2 separate regions of the Homo sapiens genome follow, and region 2 is linked to region 1. The links are chromatin loops, found by intact Hi-C in ENCODE. Cell type or tissue: CD4-positive, alpha-beta T cell. All regions are shown on one strand. Each heading gives the region's core, and the rest is flanking DNA. Links, peaks and the distances in the headings are about the cores only. Region 1 overlaps PPIP5K2 (diphosphoinositol pentakisphosphate kinase 2). Region 2 holds the start of LOC105379105 (a long non-coding RNA gene).

Region 1 (11,955 bases), core at 2,136-10,135:
AATCAAAATTATTGCTGAGGGTACATCTGAAAATTGATAGCCTAAGAATCTGTGAATTAAGTGAATTTCCCACTAAGAACTATTAATTGAAAAGATGTGCTCTCAGTTGTAAATGTATTCATATTTAATCATCACTTGTTACCAAAATATGTTCTCCTGAGCTATGTTAAAGTCTTACTTCAGCAAGAAGAAGATGGAGCATGGTTTTGCTACCATAGCCTAAATTGATGTTCATTATTTCATAGAGAAGTCAAGACACTGATCTTCAAAGACTCAGGCTGCTCATTTTAGAGAACCTTAAAATTTCTTCCTCCTTGAGAGTAAAGCATTCTTCCCTTACCCTCACATGGTTCTTCCTATTAGTGTTATATTTGCCTGTAAAAACTGGGTGTTATAGCTAATGTCATATTCCACATACCATCTCTTGGTAGGGAAAAAGTTTCTCTTTAACAAAAACAAAAGCAGGAAACTGTGTAGGTGTTTTCTATTTGCTGAATTCTGTAAGGAGGCTTCAAATCATAGACATTGAGACATCTTTACAAGCGATGAATTCTGAGAGTCTTTATAAAACTTTCAGGATTTGTAATTTGTGGCTAAGTGGTTCTTGATATAAGGTATCTGTATTTAAATTTTAAAAACTAAGAGGAGTTTAGGAATAAATCTGATTTAACTGGCCACAGCTTTTTGTTTTAATTTCAGCATGTTTTAATACTTTTTCTCTTAACTATTCTGGTAGTACTATAAAATATAGTCTCTTCACAGGTATACTTAGTATTCCATAGTTGAATACTAAAGTTATGTATGCTTGCTGATTTTTATCCTTTTCCATAGATATTTATTAAAATATTGCCTCTTAAGGAATAATAACAGGTAACATTTATTGAGCACTTACTATGCCAGGTACTGTGCTTAGTGCCTTATATCCACACTATTATTAATTCCTCAAAACTCTACTAGGTAAGACTGGTATACTACTCTTTTGTGCTGGTACCAGAGGCTTAGAGACGTTAAATAAATTTGCCCAAGGTCACATAGCTAGTGAGAGATGGAACCAGGATTTGAACGCTGGTTTATGTCTTTAACTGTTACGGTATACAACTGATGATGTGTATTGATGGATAAAATTGGAGACTTTGTGTCAATTTTTTTTTTCCCCCTGGAGGACAGGGTCTTGCTGTGTCAACTAGGCTGGAGTGCAGTGGTATAGTCATAGCTCCCTGTAACCTCAAACTCTTGGGCTCAAGTGATCCTCCCACCTCAGCCTCCTGAAGGATAGAACTACAGGTTGCACCACTACCCTCAGCTGATTCTTTTGAATTTTTTGTAGAGATGGGATCTTGCTATGTTGCCCAGGCTGGTGTTGAATTCCTGGCATCAAGCACTCCTCCCAACTCGGCCTCCCAAAGTACTGGGACAGGCAAGAGCCACTGCACCTGGCATTAGTGCCAATATAGAGAATAAAATACAATCATTAAAATTTTTTAGATTTTGGGGGAGGGGACCTGTTCTTCACTATATCTACTATTTGATTTGTTTTCATTGTAATTAGTACTTTTACCAGTCTACAAGTTTTAGGGACTTAATTTCTAATATTTTAATGTTGACCTAGCAATAGCATGATTCTGCTCATATATTTTGAGCATATATGTCATATATGAATTAAGTTTTGCTTCTGTAGCTTTTTTTTTTTTTTTTTTTTTGAGATGGAGTCTTGCTCTGTTGCCCAGGCTGGAGTACAATGGCACGATCTCCACTCACCGCAACCTCCACCTCCTGGATTTGAGTGATTCTCCTGCTTCAGCCTCCTAAGTATCTGGGATTACAGGTGTGCGCCACCACACCTGGCTAATTTTTTGTAATTTTAGTAGAGATGGGGTTTCACCCTGTTGGCCAGGCTGGTCTCGAACTCCTGACCTCAGGTGATCCACCTGCCTCGGCCTCCCAAAGTGCTGGGATTATAGGCGTGTGCCCCCATGCCTGGCCCACTGTTTTTAAAGGCACATAAGTCTTTGAATATCAGCTAATTTATGTGTGTAGGCATCAAAATATCTAAGTGAAAAGAAGAGATGTTGAATACATTTTTTAAAAATCACCAGGTGATTCTGATACACCCATGTTATTTACATATAGATTTCTCTTTGTGTATGAGGTGAATCTTACCTTATTTCAGGTGACTGACTAGTCAGACCTTCACTCACATGTCAGTGCTCCAAATTTGGTTATATAACCACTGGTTTGTTGTGCCTTAATCAAATTATGAAAAAATAAGATTTAATATATAAGTTAAATCAAGGTTTATGTATATATTCCATACCTTTTATAGAAGGGTGTTATGTGTTAATGAAATGAATCTTTTATGGGAGGTGGCATCAATTCAAGTTAATAAAGTATAGATGCTTATCTTGAGATAATACAGAATATGTTAATAATATGTGTTCTTAGGATTTCCACTGGACAAAGCGGTTGCCTATGCAAAACTCAGGAATCCATTTGTAATCAATGACTTGAATATGCAGTATCTCATACAAGATAGGTGAGTGGTGAAGTTGGCTGAATTAAGGGAAGGAAAAATAACATTAATTTAGTACCTACTGTACACTGACATGGCATCAGGTGTTTTTGCATTATTAATTCATTGTACTTTCAAAATAATACTCAGAAATAGTTATTTATTACCTAATTTTACAGATGAGGAATCTTGATAATTAGGAAGATTGATTAATCTACCCAAAGTCACAAGTTCCCCACGTAGTAGGACAAAGACTTAACCGAGATTGTTTAATTTCCAGAGCCTACTAAACCATTCAAACTTATGAGCACTTTTTCTGTCATGGGACTGATGATGAAATTAGGACTTTACTCATTATAACTAGATTTTTTTTTTTTTTTTTGAGATGGAGTCTGGCTCTGTCGCCCAGTCTGGAGTGCAGTGGCGGGATCTCAGCTCACTGCAAGCTCCCCCTCCCGGGTTCCCGCCATTCTCCTGCCTCAGCCTCCCGAGTAGCTGGGATTACAGGCGCCCGCCACCACGCCCAGCTAATTTTTTGTATTTTTAGTAGAGACAGGGTTTCACCGTGTTAGCCAGGATGGTCTCGATCTCCTGACCTTGTGATCCGCCTGCCTCGGCCTCCCAAAGTGCTGGGATTATAGGTGTGAGCCACCGCACCCGGCCTATAACTAGATTTTTTAAATGGTAAAGTATACCTATTTTGAAAAATATTATACTGTATATCTTAGCATTCATTTAACAGGTAAAAAGCATGGATTTCTAATAAATTATAAAATATGAGTGTATTTATGTATTTCATTCAATCAATGTTTCACTCCTATAGCTATTCTCATAATCTCACCAGCATTCTATTTTCTTGTTTTACCATTACAATATGAGATTTTATGTGTATGAAAAATGCTTTGTAAATATGAGACCTTATGGTTTTTTCACTTTATTTTTTTCTATTCTTCCAGAGAGTAACATTATTAATATCTAAAATTTAAAACATTTTCTCTACATTTACATATTAATTCATATATATGTGTTTTTATATATACAGCTATAGCTATAGAAATGTATGTTCGTTTTAAATGGTTTGAAAAGTAAAAGCGTACCGAAAGCCATTTAATCGTCACTGTATCTATCATATTTTTTTCCTATAGAAAACAATACATACATAACAATCACATTTTACCAAATTAGAATCACTTTTCTCTAGTATGCTGTGAACATTTCTCCATGTCATTAAATACTATTTAAGCATAAGGCTTTTAATGCTTAGGTAATGTTCTATCATTGTGATAATATCAACTTTATTCAGCCATTTTTAAAATACATTTATGTTCTCAGTTTTAATAATTAGTTTCTCAATAAGCTAGAAAAGAATTGTGCATAAATTTGTGTTCTTATTGCTGAATATTTCCTCAGAATACCTTTTTTGAATATTCGAAGTGACATTTGTTTATTTAAAAAATAAAAAGTGTTGAGATATATACCCTTTTTAGTTATAGAACAACAATAATGTCTTTTAAGAAAACTACAATAATATATTCATTGTGAAATGGAGCAATAAAACAATAAGGATGTTTCCCTTTTTCTTCAGGAGAGAAGTATATAGTATTCTTCAAGCTGAAGGTATTTTACTTCCTCGTTATGCTATTTTGAACCGTGACCCAAATAATCCCAAAGGTAAGAGTAAGAGATTTTAGGTAAGCTTCCTTTGCCACTTGACATACTTTTGGGCCACATTCTTACAATAATTAACTGGAAGGAATTTAAAGAATTCATAGTATTCTATTCCATTTTAAAAAATAATCTAAACAGACAAACATATTCAATTAAAAGGTGACACTGAGTTAAAAGGCTACCTAATAATTTAGGAATTATTTATCCTTCTCTTCTTTGGCCTACTTTTGACATATCTCTAAGAATCATGAGTTAGAATTTTGAAATTACATACAAGTAAATGTGTATTGATTAAAGGTGAACAAGTGATTTATCTATGACTATTGAATTAAGTATTAGAAACTTCATGCTACAATGCCAAAAACTAAATACTGGCCAAGAATTTGGAAATACAGTTGGCCCTGGAACAGCATGTGTTTGAACTGTGCTGGTCTGCTTATTCATGGAATAAACATGAATTGAAAATACGGAATTCGTGGGTCCCACATATACTGATAGCCAACTTTTCATTTACATGGATTCTGCAGAGCCAACTGTGGGACTTGAGTATGTGAAGATTTTGGTATACGAGGGGGTTCCTGGAACCAGTCACCGCGTATGACAAGGGGCAACAGTACTTCTAAGTATTTATTAATATTTTAAAGCACTGTTTGCTCCTTTTTTTCTGGTTATCTAAAACATAGCATGGAAGCTATACCTAACTTAGTCACAAGGCAAAATACGTGTTTGTCTTGAGTTAACATTTCTGTTCACACTTAGTATTGTGGGGAATTTTGATGAATTTATCATACCTTAAACCATCTTTTATTAAAAACTAGGGGGGAGGCAGAACAAGATGGCCAAATATACCCTCCAGTGATTGTCCCACTCCCCACAGGAACACCAAATTATAAACTAGCCATGCAAGAATGCACCTTCATAAGAACCAAAAAATTAGTCCACCAAGGTGGTGCCTCTAGGAGTCAGCAAGAGTTTGTAGCATTCCTGGACTTAGGGCGCCCCCTAGTGCTAATACAGCTGCAGTGACCTCAGGCTTAGATCATAACACTTAGTCTTTTTTGAATATGTGGAAAGCTTTCTCAAGAAGGATGGATACAAACAAGCCCAAACGGTGAAGACTGAAATAAATACCTAACTTGTAAATACCCAGACATCAGTGAATGTCTACAAGCATCAAGAACATCCAGAAAAATGTGACCTCACCAAACAAACTAAATAAGGTACCAGTTACCAATCCTGGAGTGATGGAGATATGTGACCTTTCAGACAGAGAATTCAAAATAGCTGTCCTGAGGAAGCTCAAGAACTTCAGTGTAACATGGAGAAGGAATCAGAATTGTATCATGAGAAATTAACAAGGAGATTGAAATAATTCAAAACAAGCCAAAATTCTGGAACTGAAAAATTCAGTTGACAAACTGAAATATATATCAAAGCCTCTCAACAGCAAAGTGGATCAAGTAGAAGAATTAGTGAGCTTGAAAACTGGCTATGTGAAAATCCATAGCCAGAGGAGAAAGAGAGGAAAAGAATGAAACACACTTACAGGACTAAAGAGACCTGAGAGAGGAGCTTGAACAAACTTCCCAGGTAGCACTTTTCATCTTTTTAGCCCACTCCTTTCTTCGTTTTTCTTTAAGAACTTTGGGACCTACGTAGTTAATAAGGGGAAGGGAAAATGTTAAAAAAAAAAAAAAAAATCTTAAAAATAGCCTCAAAGGGACAAATCCAAGAATTAGTGCTCTTAAAGAGAACATAGATCATGGTAGAAAGTTTATTGAAATAAGCAATAACAGAACTTTCCAAACCTAAAGAAAGATACGAATATGCATAGGTCATAGAAGAATATGAAGATTTAACCCAAATAAGACTATCTCAAGGCATATATTAATTAAACTCTCAAAGGTCAAGGATAAACAAAGATCCTTAAAGCACCCAGAGAATAGATGTATATAACATGTAAAGAAGCTCTGATACAACTGGCAGCTGACATCTAAGCAGAAAGCTTATAGGCTAGGAGAGAGTGTGATGGCATTCAAAGTGTTGAAGGAAAAACAAAACTTCCAACCTAGAATATTCTATTCAGCAAAATTATCCTTCAGGCCGGGCGCGGTGGCTCACGCCTGTAATCCCAGCACTTTGGGAGGCCGAGGCGGGCGGATCACGAGGTCAGGAGATCGAGACCACGGTGAAACCCCGTCTCTACTAAAAATACAAAAAATTAGCCGGGCGCAGTGGCGGGCGCCTGTAGTCCCAGCTACTCGGGAGGCTGAGGCAGGAGAATGGCGTGAACCCGGAAGGCGGAGCTTGCAGTGAGCGGAGATCGCGCCACAGCACTCCCGCCTGGGCGACAGAACGAGACTCCGTCTCAAAAAAAAAAAAAAAAAAAAATTATCCTTCAAACATGAAGACATAATATACTTTACTAAACAGAAACTGAGGGATTCATGAATTACCAGTATCATGGAATTTTTCTGTCCTTATAGGACAGGATAGGAAAAAGATCTTACAGATCTTTTACAGGAAATGCTAAAAGGAGTTCATCAATCTGATAGAAAAAGACGTTAAAAATAAGAAATCATCTGGGCCGGGTGCAGTGGCTCACGTCTGTAATCCCAACACTTTGGGAGGCCGAGGTGGGTGGATCACGAGGTCAGGAGATCGAGACCATCCTAGCTAACGTGGTGAAACCCCGTCTTGTGTCCGGAATTGGTGGGTTCTTGGTCTCACTAATTTCAAGAATGAAGCCGCAGACCCTCGCGGTGAGTGTTACAGCTCTTAAGGTGGCACGTCTGGAGTCTGTCCCTTCCGATGTTCAGATGTGTTTGGAGTTTCTTCCTTCTGGTGGGTTCGTGGTCTCGCTGGCTCAGGAGTGAAGCTGCAGACCTTCGCGGTGAGTGTTACAGCTCTTAAGGTAGCGCGTCTGGAGTTGTTCGTTCCTCCCGGTGGGCTCTTGGTCTTGCTGGGCTCAGGTGTGAAGCTGCAGATCTTCGCGGTGAGTGTTACAGCTCGGGCAGCCTGCTTTTATTCTCTTATCTGGCCCCACCCACATCCTGCTGATTGGTAGAGCCGAGTGGCCTGTTTTGTCAGGGCACTGATGGGTGCGTTTACAATCCCTGAGCTAGATACAAAGGTTCTCCACGTCCCCATCAGATTAGTTAGATACAGAGTTTCGACACACAGGTTCTCCAAGGCCCCACCAGAGCAGCTAGATGCAGAGTGTCGATTGGTGCATTCACAAACCTTGAGCTAAACACAGGGTGCTGATTGGTGTGTTTACAAACCTTGAGCTAGATACAGAGTGCCGATTGGAGTATTTACAATCCCTGAGCTAGAAATAAAGGTTCTCCAAGGCCCCACCAGAGAGCTAGATACAGAGTGTAGATTGGTGCACTCACAAACCTTGAGCTAAACACAGGGTGCTGATTGGTGTATTTACAATCCCTGAGCTAGACATAAGGACTCTCCACCTCCCCACCAGACTCAGGAGCCCAGCTGGCTTCACCCAGTGGATCCCGCACCAGGGCTGCAGGTGGAGCTGCCTGCCAGTCACGCGCCGTGTGCTCGCACTCCTCAGCCCTTGGGTGGTCGATGGGACTGGGCGCCGTGGAGCAGGGGGTGGTGCTCGTTGGGGAGGCTCGGGCCGCACAGGAGCCCATGGAGTGGGTGGGAGGCTCAGGCATAGCAGGCTGCAGGTCCCGAGCCCTGCCCTGCGGGAAGGCAGCTAAGGCTCGGTGAGAAATCCAGCGCAGCGCCGGTGGGCTGGCACTGCCGGGGGACCCAGTACACCCTCCGCAGCCACTGGCCCGGGTGCTAAGTCCCTCATTGTCCAGGGCCAGGCTGGCCGGCTGCTCCGAGTGCGGGGCCCGCCAAGCCCAAGCCCACGCCCACCCAGAACTCCAGCTGGCCCGCAAGCACCGCCCCGCAGCCCCAGTTCCCGCTCGCGCCTCTCCCTCCACATCTCCCTGCAACCTGAGGGAGTGGGCTCCAGCCTTGGCCAGCCCAGAAAGGGGCTCCCACAGTGCAGCGGCGGGACGAAGGGCTCCTCAAGCGCCGCCAAAGTGGAAGCCCAGGCAGAGGAGGCGCCAAGAGCGAGCGAGGGCTGTGAGGACTGCTAGCACGCTGTCACCTCTCAGTCTCTACTAAAAATACAAAAAAAATTAGCCGGGTGTGGTGGCGGGCGCCTGTAGTCCCAGCTACTCGGGAGGCTGAGGCAGGAGAATGGCATGAACCCAGGAGGCGGAGCTTGCAGTGAGCCAAGATGGCGCCACTGCACTCCAGCCTGGGCGAGTGAGCAAGACTCCGTCTCAAAAAAAAAAAAAAAATTCAAGAAATCATCTGAATGTGTAAAACTCACTGGTAATAGCAAGTACACAGATAAATACATAATACTCTAACACTGTCATTGTGGTGTACAAACCTCTTATATATTTCATAAGAAGACTAAAAGGCAAACCTGTCAGAAATAATAACTACAACAACTTTTTACGAGTATAGAAACATAAAAATAGAGACAACAAAAAGTCAAAACATGGATGGGGGGAAATGGAGTTAAAATGTAGAGTTTTTAAAATTTTCTTTTTATTTTCTTTGTAATCAGAGTTAAGTTGTCATCAATTTAAAATAATTGTAATAAAATGTTATTTGTAAGCCTTATGGTAATCACAAAACAAAAACCTGTAACAGATACACAAAAAATAAAAAGAAATTAAAACATACTACCAGAGAGAATTACATATGTGTAGTATTTGAGATAGGGTCTTGCTCTTCACCCATGTTAGAGTGAAGTGGCGTGATCACTTTTCACTGTAGCCTCGACTCCCAAGTGATTCTCGCACTTCAGCTTCCTGAGTAGCTGGGACTACAAGCACAAGCCACCAGACCCAAGTAATTATTTTTTGTAGAGACAGGATCTCACTGTGTAGCCCAGGCTGGTTTCAAAACTCCTTGGCTCATGTGATCCTCCTGTCTCAGACTCCAGAAGTGCTGGGGACCATCATGCCCCGGCAGAAAATCACTTTGCCACAAAGGAAGATAGGTCAGGAAGGAAGGAAGGGAGGACAAAATAATGGAAACCTCAGAAAACAAATGCCAAAATAGCAGAAGCAAGTCTTTACCTATCAGTAATAACGTGAATGCAAATGAGCTGAATTCTTGCAACAAAACACTTAGAGTTGCTAAATGGATTAAAAAATAAGATCCAACTCTATACTCTCTACATATGATCATTTCAATTGATGGAGAAAAAGCATTTGATAAAATTAAACATCCCTTCATGATAAAATCTCTCAAAAAACTGGGTATGGAATGAACTTACCTCTATGTGATAAAAGCGCTATATGACAAACCCACAGCTAACATTATACTGAACAGGGAAAAGGTGAAAATATTTCCTCTAAGAATTGGAACAAGACAAGGATGTCTACTTTCATCTCTTTTATTCAACATAATACTGGAAATTATAGCCAGAGAAATTAGGGAAGAGAAAGAAATAAAGGGCATCCAAATTGAAAAAAAAGGAGTTACATTATTCTTGTTTATAGATGATATGATCTTACAGTTAGAAAATCCTAGAGTCTTTACCACAAAACTATTAGAACAAGTTCAGTAAAGTTGCAGGATACAATATTAACTTACAAAAATCCATAGCATTTCTATATGCGAACAGCAAACAATCTGAAAAAGAAACTAAAAAAAAAAAGTAATCCCATTTACAATAGCTACAAATAAATTAAATACCTCGGAATTCACTTAAAGAAATGAAAGATCTCTTCTACAATGAAAACCATAAAATGCTGATGAAAAAAATTGAAGAGAACACACAAAAAAATGGAAAAATACTCCATTTTCATTGATTGAAAGAATCAGTATTGTTAAAATTGCCATACTACCCAAAGCCATCTACAGATTCAATGCAGTCAGAATAGCAAAGACATTCTTCACAGAAATAGAAAAAAAATACTAAAATTTATATGGAACCACAAAAAACTCAGAATAGCCATAGCCAGCCTGAGCAAAAACAACAAAACTGGAGGAATCACATTATTTGACTTCAAGTTGTACTGCTAAGCTATAGTAACCAAAACAGGATGGTACTGGCATCAAAATATAGACCAATGGAACAGAATGCAGAATCCAGAAAAAAATATACACATTTGCAGTTAACTCATTTTCGACAAAGTTGACCAGAATGTCCACTGGGGATAGGACAGTGTCTTCAGTAAGTAGTGTTGGGAAAACTTGATATCTATATCCAGAATCAAATTAAGCCCCTATCTCTCTCCATATACATAATCAAAATGGATTAAATACTTAAATCTAAGACCTGAAGCTATGCAACTACTAAAAGAAAACATTGTAGAAACACTCCAGGATACTGGTCTGGGCAAAAATTTCTTGAGTAAGACCTCAGAAACCCAGGCAACCAAAGCAAAAATATACCAATGGGATCATATCAACCTAAAAAACTTCTGCACAGCAAAGGAAACAATACAGTGAAGAGACAGTCCACGGAATGGGAGAAGATATTTGTAAACTACCCATTTGACAAGGGACTAATAACCAGAATATATAAGAAGCTCAAACAGCTCTATAGGAAAAAAAAAATCTAATTAAAATATGGGCAAAAGATTTGAACAGATTTTTCTCAAAGGAAGACATACAAATGGCCAATAGGTATATGAAAATATGCTCAACGTCACCAATCATCAGAGAAATGCAAATCAAATCTGTGATGAGATATCAACTCATCCAAGTTAAAATGGCTTTTATCAAGAAGACAAGCAATAAGAAATGTTTGTGAGGATGTGGAGAAAGGGAATACTGTTGGTGGGAATGTGAATTAGTAAAGCCACTATTGAGAACAAAATGGAGGTTCCTCAAAAAACTAAAAATAGAGCTACCATATGATCTTGCAATCCCACTGCTGGGTATATGTCCAAAAAAGAGGAAATCAGTATATTGAAGAGATATTTGCACTCATGTTTATTGCAGCACCACTTGGAATAGCCAGTATGGAAACAACCTAAGGGTCCATTAATGGATGGATAAAGAAAATGTGGTACCTATAGATAATGGTATATTATTCAGCTATAAAAATAATGAAATCCTGTCATTTGCAACAACATGGATGGAACTGGAGGTCTTATGTTAAGTGAAATAAGCCAGGCAAGAAAGAAAGATTGCATGTTTTCACGTGTGGGAGCTTAAAAAAAAGATGAACTCTTAGAGCTTGAGCATAGAATACTTGTTACTGGAGGGAAGGGTTGCAAGGATGACGGGGATGAAGTGAGGATAGTTAGTGAGTATAGCAACACAGATAGAATAAATAAGATCCAGTATTTGGTAGCACAATAGGGTGACTATAGTTTACAATAATTTATTTTATATTTTGAAATAACTAAAAGTGAAATTAGAATGTTCCTAACACAAAGAAATGATAAATGTTTGAGGTGGTGAATACCCCAACTATTCCAGTTTGATTATTACACATTGTATGCCTGTATCAGAATTTCACGTGGACCACAAAAATATATACAACTACTATGTACCCATGATGATTAAAAATAACATTTAAAAAAGATATAAAGTAATCATCATCTGAAACAAGAAACTTTTCTTGTCTAGAGGTAAAAAATTAACTTTCTAATTGAATTGCTGGCTTACTTTGCATATAAGCTACTTTCTAACTTAAATAACTTCATGTTTTACGATATCTGTGATATGAGTAATCTCACAGTTTTCAGAAGATGGTGGCATTCTTGAGTTACTTCTCAGTC
Region 2 (11,955 bases), core at 2,102-10,101, 71 kb before region 1:
TCTAATCCTAATGATTTTTCCTTTTTCTTGCCTTAATATGCTGAATAGAGGCTCCAGTACCAAAACAGTTGTAAGTTGTCATTACCTTTAAAAATATGTTTTCAATGAATTCTCCATTGTGTACTATAGTTTTTAAAAAAATTTCCAATGAATAGTAATGTTCAGCAAATACTTTTTCTCCTTTACTAGATTAGGGGTCCACAAACTACTACCCCACAAGCCAAATCCAGCTCCACTATGTATTTTTGTAAATAAAATTGTATTGGAAAATAGACTCATTTATTGAGTATATGGCTGCTTTCATCCTAAAATGGCAGAAGTTTGTATTTCCAAGAGTGTATAGCCCCAAAAGCAGAAAATATTTACTACCTAGTTTAGCTCTTTGCAGAAAACTTTTGCCAAGGAGATAATTGTATATATATGAACACATATAGTTTTACTAGTTATTCTCAGTTTACCCACCTCAAATTAATTCTCTGTCCTTTTCTGCTCTGTTCCCTAGGAGGCTGATTTTTTTGGCTGCCTGTGTTTCCAAGCCCCCTTGCTCTGGCTTCCCATGATCGCTGACTAATGAGGCAATAGTAGAAGATGGGAGGGTGGTATGCCATTGGTCACGGGTTTGACAGTAATTTTTAATTTTCACAGTTACAACTTGTTATTGTTTTGGGATGGTTAGACTCTCTGCCATAACTCTATCTCTCACTTGGTATTTCCTCCTTCAGGTGTAGAGGTTTCTGGCTATTGCTAGTTACCATCCTTGGTTTGTTCCTTTTGAACAGTTCCTTAAATTCTCTTCAGTTATAACCATTTGTGTACTTCATCTCTCTCTTGCCAGGTCTCTTTAAAAATGTAGTCATTAATTGTATATATCTTTTCTAACATTAAATCAATCTGACATTTTGGGAATCAGCTCAATTTGGTTATAATGCATATTGTTCTGTTTGCATCTTTGTATTTGTGTTCCCAAGAGAAAAACCGGTTATTTTCCTTCCTCATTCTGTCATTTCCATATTTTGATATCAAGTTTACACCACCCTCATAACATGAATTAAGAAATGTTTCATTTCTACACTATGAATAATTTGCATAAAGTTAAAATTACATACTTCTTAAATCTTGTTATAAATGTTTGGTAAAATCATCTGACATTATTTCTTCTTAAACCTCTTTGGTAAGTGAAATTTTTCTAAAATTCATCAATTTTATTAAGGTTTATTAGAATAAAGTTGTAATATCCTCTATAAGTATCTGCATCATGTGTGGTTATAACACTTTTTGCATCACAATATTGCTTATTTATAAATTCTGTAGGATTGTCTCTTTATTTTTATTTTTATTAGTTTTGCGAGTTTTGTGTCAATTCATTTGTGTCTTTAAAAACCAAATTTTGGCTCTAGTTCACCTCATCATTGTATGTTTCTTTTCTTTTCTTTTCTTTTTTCTCTTGTTCTTTTTCTTTTTTTTTTTTAGACGGAGTCTCACTCTGTCACCTAGGCTGGAGTGCAGTGGTGTGATCTCGGCTCACTGCAACCTCTGCCTCCCAGGTTCAAACAATTCTCCTGCCTCAGCCTGTCTGAGTAACCGGGACTACAGGTGCATTCCACCACGCCCAGCTAATTTTTTGTATTTTTAGTAGAGATGGGATTTCGCCATGTCGGCCAGGCTGGTCTTGAACTCCTGACCTCAGGTGATCCGCCTGCCTTAGCCTCCCACAGTGCTGGGATTGCAAGTGTGAGCCACTGTGCCTGGCGTGTATGTTTATTTTCTATTCTATTAATTTCTATTATCTTTGTGATTTCAAATCTTTCTTTTGGCTTATTCACTTGTTCTTTTTGTACCATATTAAATTGGATGCTTTGCTCATTACTTCTTGACCTTTATTTTTAACCAATATAAGCACAAAATACATAAATTTTTCTCTGAGCAGTTTTAGTTGCATCCTACAAAAATTTTTAAGCAGTTTTATTGAGATATAATTCACATGCCACCCGATTCATCCACTCACAATTCAATGGTTTGGGGTACTTATATTATTAATTTTTTAAAATTGTGGTAAAAATATACATACCATAAAATTTACCATTTTGACCATTTAAAGTATATAATTCTGTGACATAATTGCATTCACAATATTATGCAAACATCACCAGTATCTATTTCCAAAACTTTTTCATTACTTCAAAGAGAAACTTTGTAATCTTTATGCATTAAAGATTAACTCCCCACTTCCCTTTCCCTCTGCCCCTGATTACTGCTAATCTACTTTTGTCTATAAAAATTTGCCTATTATAGATATTTTATATAAGCGGAATCATACAATATCTTTTTATTTATTATTCACTTAGCATAATATCTCCAAGGCTCATCCATGTTGTATCATGTATCACAACTTCATTCCTTTCTATAGTTGCATAATCTTTCATTGTATGTATATGCTACATTTTGTTAATCCATTCGTCTATTGATGGATCCTTGAATTGTTTCCACCTTTTGGCTATTGTGAATAATGATGCAATAAATATTGGCATAAAAATATCTGTTTGAGTCCCTACTTTCAATTCCTTTGGATACATATCTAGGAGCGGAACTACAGGATCATATGGTAATTGTTTAACTTTTTGAGGAATTGGCAGTGTTTTCCATAGCTGTCACACCACTTTAAATTCCTATCAGTCATGAGAGTTTCCAATTTCTCCATATCCTGTAACAGCCCGATGGGTTCATCTTGCCCACTGCCTAGAAAAGCCAGTGTACTGAGGACAGTAGGTATTGGAGCAAAGAAAGAATTTAATTATCGTAGGGCCAACCAAATGGAAGAATATGAGATAATTCTCAAATCTGCCCCTGCTGAGAATTCAGAGGCTAGAGGGCTAGGGTTTTTTGGGGTTTTTTTTTTTTTTTTTGGTTTTTTTTTTTTTTTTGAGGTGAAGTCTCGCTCTGTTGCCCAAGCTGGTGTGCAGTGGCATGATCTTGACTCACTGCAACCTCCACCTCCTAGGTTCAAGCAATTCTTCTGCCTCAGCTTCCCGAGTAGCTGGGACTACAGATGGATGCCACCACGCCCAGCTAATTTTTGTATTTTTAGTAGAGATGGGGTTTCACAATATTGGCCAGGCTGGTCTTGAACTCCTGACCTCATGATCTGCCCGCCTCGGCCTCCCAAAGTGCTGAGATTACAGGGGTGAGCCACCGTGCCTGGCCGAGGCTAGGGTTTTTGAGGGTGCTTTGACAAGTAGGGGGCTGAGGAACTCAGATAATTGGTTGGGTGGGGAAGAAATCACAGGGTTATTGAGACAGGGCTGTCTTTGTGCAGCTGAGTCAGTTCTCAGGAGAGAGTCTCAGGACTAGGTGGTGTCTCTTGGTCTGCCAAAATGCTAAATCTGAAGAATACCTCAAAGACCAGTTAATTAAGTTTCACAATAGTGATGTTATCTATGTGAGTAGTTGGGGAAGTTACAAATCTTGCAACCTCTGGTTAAGTGACTCTGGGGCAGTAAGCAACTTATAGCAAAGCAAGCTAAGCAATGGCAGGTCATTGTTTATGCTTACTCTTTAGCAAAGTTCAAGCTCCTATCATAATTCTAACCTTGCCTCGTGAATGCAGCTTCAATCTCTGAACAAGGAAGGGAGTCATTTTTCCTTGCCTCAAAGTGTAACTACCAAACTAATTCCACTCATGGTTATCTTGGCCTCTGTGCTAGAATAAGCAAAAACCAATTTAACCTGTGAGGATAGAAGCAAAACAGAGTCATGCAGTTTTCTCTCATCACTTACAATTCTATAAAGGTGATTTCAATCCTAGGCAATACTTGTCATATTTCTTTTTTTTTTTTTTGTAGGATATGATAGCCATTCTAGTAGGTGTGAAGTGGTATCTCATAGTGGTTTTGACTTGCATTTCCCTGATGACTAATCATGTTGAACATCTTTTCATGTGATTATCAACCATTTGTACATCTTTTTTGGGGGGAATATCTAATAAAGGGCTTGAGTTATTTTTTGTGTATTGAGTCATAGTTCTTTATATATTCAGGATATTATACCTTTTTCACATTATATATTTTTAAAAAACATTACCCCTTTTGTAACTACCTCAAGTAAAATCAGGGATTTTCATTTGTTTTTTGTTTGAGACAGGGTCTCACTCTGTTGCCCAAGCTGGAATGCAGTGGCACGATCACAGCTCACTGCAGCCTCAGCCTCCTGGACTCAGGTGATTCTCTCGTCTCAGCCTCTAGGTAGCTGTGACCACAGTCTCATGCCACCATGCCCAGGTAATTTTTTGTCTTTTTCGTAGAGATAGGGTTTCGCCACATTGCTCAGGCTGGTCTCGAATTCCTGGGCTCAGGTAATCTGCCTGTCTTGGCCTCTCAAAGTGCCAAGATTACAGGAATGAGCCACTGTGCCTGGCCAAAATTTGTGATTTTTAACGTATTTGTGATCAGTACAGATTAACGGAAGACTGACTCTTAAGTTCTATTCTTAAAGCCTAGGCAGATTTGCCACTGATTTGCTTCAAGCTGTGAGCAAGTCACATAAACCATCCCTATGATTATTTTATTACTGTTTATTCATCACATAAAATTGAAAAATTAATAATATATGTATATATTTATAAGGATGAAATTCTAAATGGACATATAAAAAATGCAGGATAAAATACTGCCCAGAAACCCAGAGAGTGTAAGTTATATATTACTGTGCAATCAGAAAACATGATTTTGGAGGAAGGGAACCATTCCATTTAGTATTTTTCCCTCCACCACTATATGAAAGTGTTACTGAAGAAGTGAAGAGAATCCAGACTCCCTACTCTTTAGCCTTTTCCGCATTCTCCATTTCAACACCTGGGGCCTCTTCTCTCGGAACTAATAGAAGCTTAGAGGGGATGTAGGGGAGAAGTTGACATGTGATCTCCTCCAGCTACTAACCACGCCAAATAATTTGCTCTCCTCTGTCTGCTTCTGACAAATCCCTTCAAAGTTTAGACAATGAGGTGCTCAGATAAGGGAAATCCCTTGGGCCTAATATTCTTTAACTAACAAACAAAATGTGCTTGGGGAAACAAAGGAAGAAGCATTAATAGGGGTAGCAAGTAAGGGAAGGGGTGAGGAGGACACCGACAGATTAGAAGTAGAAGAATCATCTGGCCCAGGCCTCAAGCTCTGGTTAAGCTACCAATTTAAATACTTATTAATTTAATGGCACTTAACTAATCTTTCCCTGCTTAATATTAACAATGCATAAAGCTAACATTTCTCCCTCAATAATAAATGCATTTGTATAAAACAAAAGTTTGAAACTACTTTTTTTAATGCACATTTTGGTTTTTATTAATTATAATGATTAGAAACTCCAAAACTGGAAGTGACTCAGTCACTTTTAGACATTTGAGCAAAATATTCTGTTACAGCTTTCTGAGCAGTCAAAAATCAGCAGAATGGAATACTTACGCTTTTTACGGCTTAAGATAGGGATCCCAATAAATGTCTGTGCAAAAGTCTACAAGTAAAATTTTCAGATTAGATGTAGGTGAAGAAATGTATTCCTAAGAATTACTGGTCACTTTTTCATTATTCTACTAGAATATAAGTTCTAGGAGGGCAGAAATTTTTATTTGTAATTGATATAATCTCAGTGCCAGTATCTGGAACATAGTAGGCATTTAATGTGTATCTTCTTTGAATGTATAAATGAATTGCATAGTTTAAAAATGTAATATGTTTTCTTTTATAAATCTTAGTGAGTTACTCTTTTTAATGGTAATATAATAAGATTTTATACTTGAAATGGTAATCATATTTTAAAATAACTTTTTAAACAAGGAAATTATTCTCATTCAAAATAGAATCTTCATTTACTATAGTTCAGCATCTCCATTTCCTTCTATATAATGCTTTGAACAGTACCACAAGGTGTCATACAAAACCTCATAAAGACATTTCTAGATTTTTTTGGTCAAAATTTTGTTACATACTTACAGAAAAATTCCCTTAAATCCAGGCAAGAGGGATCCCATTCTGGACCCTTTTCTTGAAAACTAGGCTGTATCCTCCTGTAGCTCATGCCACTCCCTGCTGGGTAAGATCTCAGGGCCCTGAGATATACTCTTCTTCACCTGGAGAACCTCTTTCAGCTCCTTCCTGGTCTGTCTACAGAGGGTGGATGAACAATTGAGAAAGCTTATTCTAAAAGGCCTGGGCTGGTCAAGGGGCACCTCTACAGAAGCTGGGGTCACTTATCCTTGGGAAGGAACAGGATTGAGACAGAGACCAGTTCTCCCTAAGTTGCCATTCACTAGTGTGGGGCTCTAAGGAGTCCAAGAATCCTAGGAACCTTAGGTATATTTGCTGAGGTAGGAAAAGTTTCTTAGCTTGATTTAAACCTCCTAAATATTCAGGTATACAGTATGTGAACCTCCATTTTTACTCTTGACAGGGCACTGCAAACATAAACATTAGAGCTAAAGACTGTATGTATAAAAATCTCAGCTGGGCACAGTGGCTCACATCTGTAATCCCAGCACTTTGGGAGGCCAAGGCAGGCGGATCACCTGAGGTCAGGAGTCGGAGACCAGCCAGGCCAACATGGCGAAACCCTGTCTCTACTAAAAATACAAAAAAATTAGCTAGGTGTGGTGGCAGGCGCCTGTAATCCCAGCTGAGGCAAAAGAATTGCTTGAACCCAGAGGCAGAGGTTGCAGTGAGCCGAGAACACGCCATTGCACTCCAGCCTGGGTGACAAGAGTGAAACTCCATCTCAAAAAACAAAAAACGAGAACAACAACAACAACAAATCTCTGAGTGTTTTCTCTGCATATTTGTTAATGTAAAAATTGTATTTGGAATCTCTGCATTAGAATTCTGAAATTTCAGTAATAAAATCAGCGATTTCTTTGAATGGCATATATTGGCTATTTATCAGGGAATAAAAGTAAAACGAACTTTGATAATAAATTGCCTATAACAGAATTTGCAAAAAAAAAAAAGAAAAAAGAAAACGAAAAAGATGAGTGTGACAGCTATTAAAGCTATCAACTAATATTCTGCTTCTCCTTCCAGGAATATGGTAGGGCTGCACTTACCTACCTGTCTTTGGTATTAGGGTGGCTGTATGGCTAGTTAATTTTTTCCAATCTGTGGTTTAGACTCTAACAGCTTTATAAGCCATAATTCATCTACCATAAAGCTCACTTTTAAAAAGTTCATAAAAATATTCAGGAGTGACATAAATAAATATCATCAATGGTCTGGATGTAATGCTGTTAGGATAAATAGTAATTGAGATAACCATAAAGTAGTTTCTATGGCTGTTTTATTATTTCTCATATAAATTGCTGTTGAATCTAGAATTATTTTATTTCATAACTTCTCTTTCTGTATTTCCCAGCTTTGAGGTAAAACTGATTAATAAAAATTATAAATATTCAGAATGTACACTGTGATATTTTAATGTATGTATACATTGTGAAGTAATTATAATCAGGCTAATTAACATATCCATCACCTCACATAATTAACTTTTGTGTGGGTTGTGTGGTGGGAACACGTAAGATCTACTTTCTTATCAAATTTCAAATGTACAATAAAGTATTATTAACTATGGCCACCATGCTGTACATTAGCTCTCTAGAATTTATTCATTCTGACAGAAACTTTGTATTCTTTGACTAATACCTCCCCATTCCTCTCACTCCCAACCCCTGGGAACCACCATTCTACTCTCTGCTTCTGAGTTCAACATTTTTAGATTTTACATATAAGGCTGAAAAAAATATTCCTTTGTATGCATACATATCACATTTTCTTTATCCATACCTCCATTAGTGGACATTTAGGTTGATCCATATCATGGCTATTGTGAATAATGATGCAATGACCATGGAAGTGTAGATATCCCTTCAACATACCTATTTCAGTACCTTTGAAGGAAATTGTGGGTCATATGTTAGTTTTTTAATTTTTTGAGGAGCGTCCATAGGGTATTTTATAATGACTATACCATTGCGCCCTGCCACCAAAAATGTACATGGGTTCCCTTGTCTTTAAATCCTCACCAGAGATTGCTATCTTTTTGACAACAGCCATTCTAACAGGTGTAAAACTATACGTCATTTTGGTTTTAAACTGTATTTTTCTGATGATTAGCAATGTTGGAACATTTTTTCATGCATCTGTTGGCCATTTCTATGTCTTGTCTGAAAAAATGTATATTCAAGCCCTTTGCCCATTTTTAAATCTGGTTATTAGTTTTCTTGCCATTGAACAGAGTTCCTTAGAAATTTTGGATATTAACCCCTTAACAGATGCAAGATTTGCAAATATTTTCACCCATTCCATATTGTTTTCATTGCTGTGCAGAAGCTTTTAGTTTGATGCAATCTTTGTCTATTTTTGCTCTCGATGCCTGTGTTCATTTTGAGATAATGTACAAAAATAATTATCAAGACTATTGTTAAGAAGTATTTCCCCTGTTTTCTTCTAATTGTTTCACAGTTTCAGGCCCTAGATTTAAGGCTTTAATCCATTTTGAGCTGATTTCTGTATATGGTGTGAGGTATAGGTTCAGTTTCATTCTTTTGGATGTGGATATCCAGTTTTAATAGCACCATTTATGGAAGAAAGTGTGTTTTTCCCATTGTGTGTCCTTGCAAACTTTGTCAAAGATATACCATAAATGCATAGATTTCTTGGCTTTCTATTATGTTCCATTGATCTGTATGTTTCTTTTTATGCCAGTATTTTGAAGTCAAGTAGTATAATGCCTCCAGCTTTGTTCTTTTATTTTTTAATTTAATTTTTTTTTTACTTTAAGTTCTGGGATACATGTGCACAATGTGCAGGTCTGTCACATAGGTATACATCTGCCATGATGGTTTGCTGCACCTATCAACCCGTCACCTATGTTTTAAGCCCCATATGCATCAGCTATTTGTCCTGATGCTCTCCCTTCCCTCACCAGCCACCCTTCTGACAGGCCCTGGTGTGTGTTGTTCTCCTTGTGTCCATGTGTTCTCAGCGTTCAACTCCCACTTATGAGTGAGAACATGCAGTGTTTGGTTTTCTGTTCCTGTGTTAGTTTGCTGAGTATGATGGCTTCCAGCTTCATTCATGTCCCTGCAAAGGACATCATCTCATTCCTTTTTATGGCTGCATAGTATTTTAGATTTTACATATAAGGCTGAAAAAATATTCCTTTGTATGCATACATATCACAGAACCAGAAATACCATTTGACCCAGCAATCCCATTACTGGGTATATACCCAAAGGAATATAAATCATTCTATTATAAAGATAAATGCACACATATTGCAGCACTATTCAAAATAGCAAAGACATGGAACCAACCCAGATGCCCATCAGTGACAGACTGGATAAATAAAATGTGGTATATATACACCACGTTATCTCATTGTGGTTTTGATTTGCATTTCTCTAACAACCAGTGATGTTAAGCTTTTTTCACGTCTGTTGGCCACATCAATGTCTTCTTTTGAGAAGCATCTGCTCATATCCTTTGCCCACTTTTTGATGGGTTGTTTGTCTTTTTCTTGTAAATTTCTTTGAGTTCCTTGTAAATTTTGGATATTAGACCTTTGTTGGATGGGAAGATTGCCAAAATTTTCACCCATTCTGTAGGCTGCCTGTTTACTCTGATGATAGTTTCTTTTGCTGTGCAGAGGCGCTTTAGATTAATTAGATCCCATTTGTCAATTTTAGTTTTTGTTGTAACTGCTTTTGGCAATTTCATCGTAAAATCTTAGCCCATGCCTATGTCCTGAATGGTATTGCCTACGTTTTCTTCTAGGGTTTTTATGGTTTTGGGTTTCACATTTAAGTCTTAGATCCATCCTGAGTTAATTTTTGTATAAGGTGTAAGGAAGGGGTCCAGTTTCAGTTTTCTGCATATGGCCAGCCAGTTTTCTCAGCACCATTTACTAAATAGGGACTCTTTTCCCCATTGCTTGTTTTTGTCTGGTTTGTTGAAAATCAGATCGTTGTAGATGTGTGGCCTTATTTCTGAGGTCTCTATTCTGTTCCATTGGCCTACATGTCTGTGTTGGTACCAGTACCATGCTGTTTTGGTTACTGTAGCCTTTTAGTGTAGTTAGAAGTCAGGTAGTGTGATGCCTCCAGCTTTGTTCTTTCTGCTTAGGATTGTCTTGGCTATATGGGCTCTTTTTTGGTTCCATATAAATTTGAAAGTAGTTTTTTTTTTTCTAATTTTGTGAAGAATGTCAATGGTAGTTTGATGGGAATAGCACTGAATCTGTAAATTACTTTGGGCAGTATGGCCATTTTCACGATATTGATTCTTCCTGTCCATGAGGATGAAATGTTTTTCCATTTGTTTGTGTCCTCTCTTTTTGCTTTAGCAGTGGTTTGTAGTTCTCCTTGCAAAGGTCCTTCATGTCTGATATGGTTTGGCTCTGTGTCTCCAGCCAAATCTCATCTTGTAGCTCCCATAATTCACACATGCTGTGGGAGGGACCTGGTGGGAGATGATTGAATGATGGCTGTGAGTCTCTCCCATGCTGTTCTTGTGGTACTGAATGGGTCTCACAGGATCTGATGCGTTTTAAAATGGGAGTTGCCCTGCACAAGCTCTCTTTTTGCCTGCTGCCATCCATGTAAGATGTGACTTGCTCCTCCTTGCCTTCCACCAAGATTGTGAGGCCTCCCCAGCCACGTGGAACGGTAAATCCAGTAAACCTCTTTGTTTTGTAAATTGCCCAGTCTGGAGTATGTCTTTATCAGCAGCGTGAAAACAGACTAATGAAGTAAATTGGTACTAGTAGAGTAAGGCATTGCTGAAAAGATACCTGAAAATATGGAAGCAACATTGGAACTGGGTAACAGGCAGAGGTTGGAACAGTCTGGAGGGCTCAGAAGAAGACAGGAAAATGTGGGAAAGTTTGGAACTTCCTAAAGACTTCTGAATGGCTTTGACAAAAATGCTGATAGTGATATGAACAATAAGGTCCAGGCTGAGGTGGTCTCAGATGGAGATAAGGAACTTGTTGGGAACTGGAGCAAAGGTAACTCTTGTAATGTTTCATCAAAGAGACTGGTGGCATTTTGCCCCTGCCCAGGAGACTTGTGGAACTTGGAACTGGAGGCAGATGATTTAGGATCTGGCAGAAGAAATTTCTAAGCAGCAAAACATTCAAGAGGTGACTTGGGTGCTGTTAAAAGGATTCAGTTTTGAAAGTGAAACACAGCATAAAACTTTGGAAAATTTGCAGCCAGACAATGCAATAGAAAAGAAAATCCCATTTTCTGAGGCAAAATTCAAGCTGGCTGCAGAAATCTGCAAAAGTAATGAGGAGCTGAATGTTAATTCTGAAGACAATAGGGAAAATGTCTTCAGGGCATTTCAGAGGTCTTCACAGCAGCCCCTCCCATCACAGGCCCAGAGGCCTAGGGGGAAAAGATGGTTTTGTGGGCCAGGTCCAGGACCCCCCCTGCTCTGTGCAGCCTAGGGACTTGGTACACTGTGTTCTAGCTGCTCCAGCCATGGAAGAAAGGGGCCAGGGTACAGCTCAGGCTGTTGCTTCAGAGGGTGGAAGCCCCAATTCTTATCAGCTTCTACACAGTATTGAATCTGTAAGTGCACAGATGTCAAGAATTGAGGTTTGGGAACCTCTGCCTAGATTTCAGAAGATTTATGAAAATGCCTGGATGCCCAGGAAGAAGTTTGCTGCAGGGGTGGGGCCCTCATGGAGAACCTCTGCTACGGCAGTGCAGAAGGGAAATGTGGGGTCAGAGATGCCGTGCAGAGTCCTTACTGGGGGAGCACCTAGTGGAGCAGTGAGAAGAGGGCCACCATCCTCCAGACCCCAGACTGGTAGATCCATGGAGAGCTTGCACCGTGTGCCTGAAAAAGCCAAAGACATTCAATGCCAGCCTGTGAAAGCAACTGGGAGAGAGGCTATACCCTGCAAAGCCACAGG

The links. Peaks named below come from ENCODE experiments on the same cell type or tissue, not always from the same donor. Only the 100,000 strongest peaks of a DNase experiment are listed, where the experiment ranks them.
Region 2: a loop joins it to region 1, with 9 times the contacts of the local background. A loop is called at or near these places in 13 of 110 quality-filtered maps.

The regions. Positions count from the first base shown.
Region 1 is chr5:103,134,290-103,146,244 of GRCh38, forward strand. It overlaps PPIP5K2 (diphosphoinositol pentakisphosphate kinase 2), which reads left to right. Exons shown (of 31, transcript NM_001276277.3): 4 at 2,443-2,533; 5 at 4,095-4,180. Among named protein-coding and RNA genes, the nearest start is that of PPIP5K2, 20 kb to the left of the region's middle. RefSeq lists an enhancer at 7,438-7,939. In CD4-positive, alpha-beta T cell, for the core only: CTCF peaks have their summits at 5,190 (motif pointing left) and 5,395; a DNase peak (open chromatin) is centred at 5,162.
Region 2 is chr5:103,063,103-103,075,057 of GRCh38, forward strand. It overlaps LOC105379105 (a long non-coding RNA gene), which reads right to left and starts at 7,923. Exons shown (of 4, transcript XR_948633.2): 1 at 7,818-7,923; 2 at 5,982-6,152. In CD4-positive, alpha-beta T cell, for the core only: no CTCF peak of the experiment used is centred there; no DNase peak of the experiment used is centred there.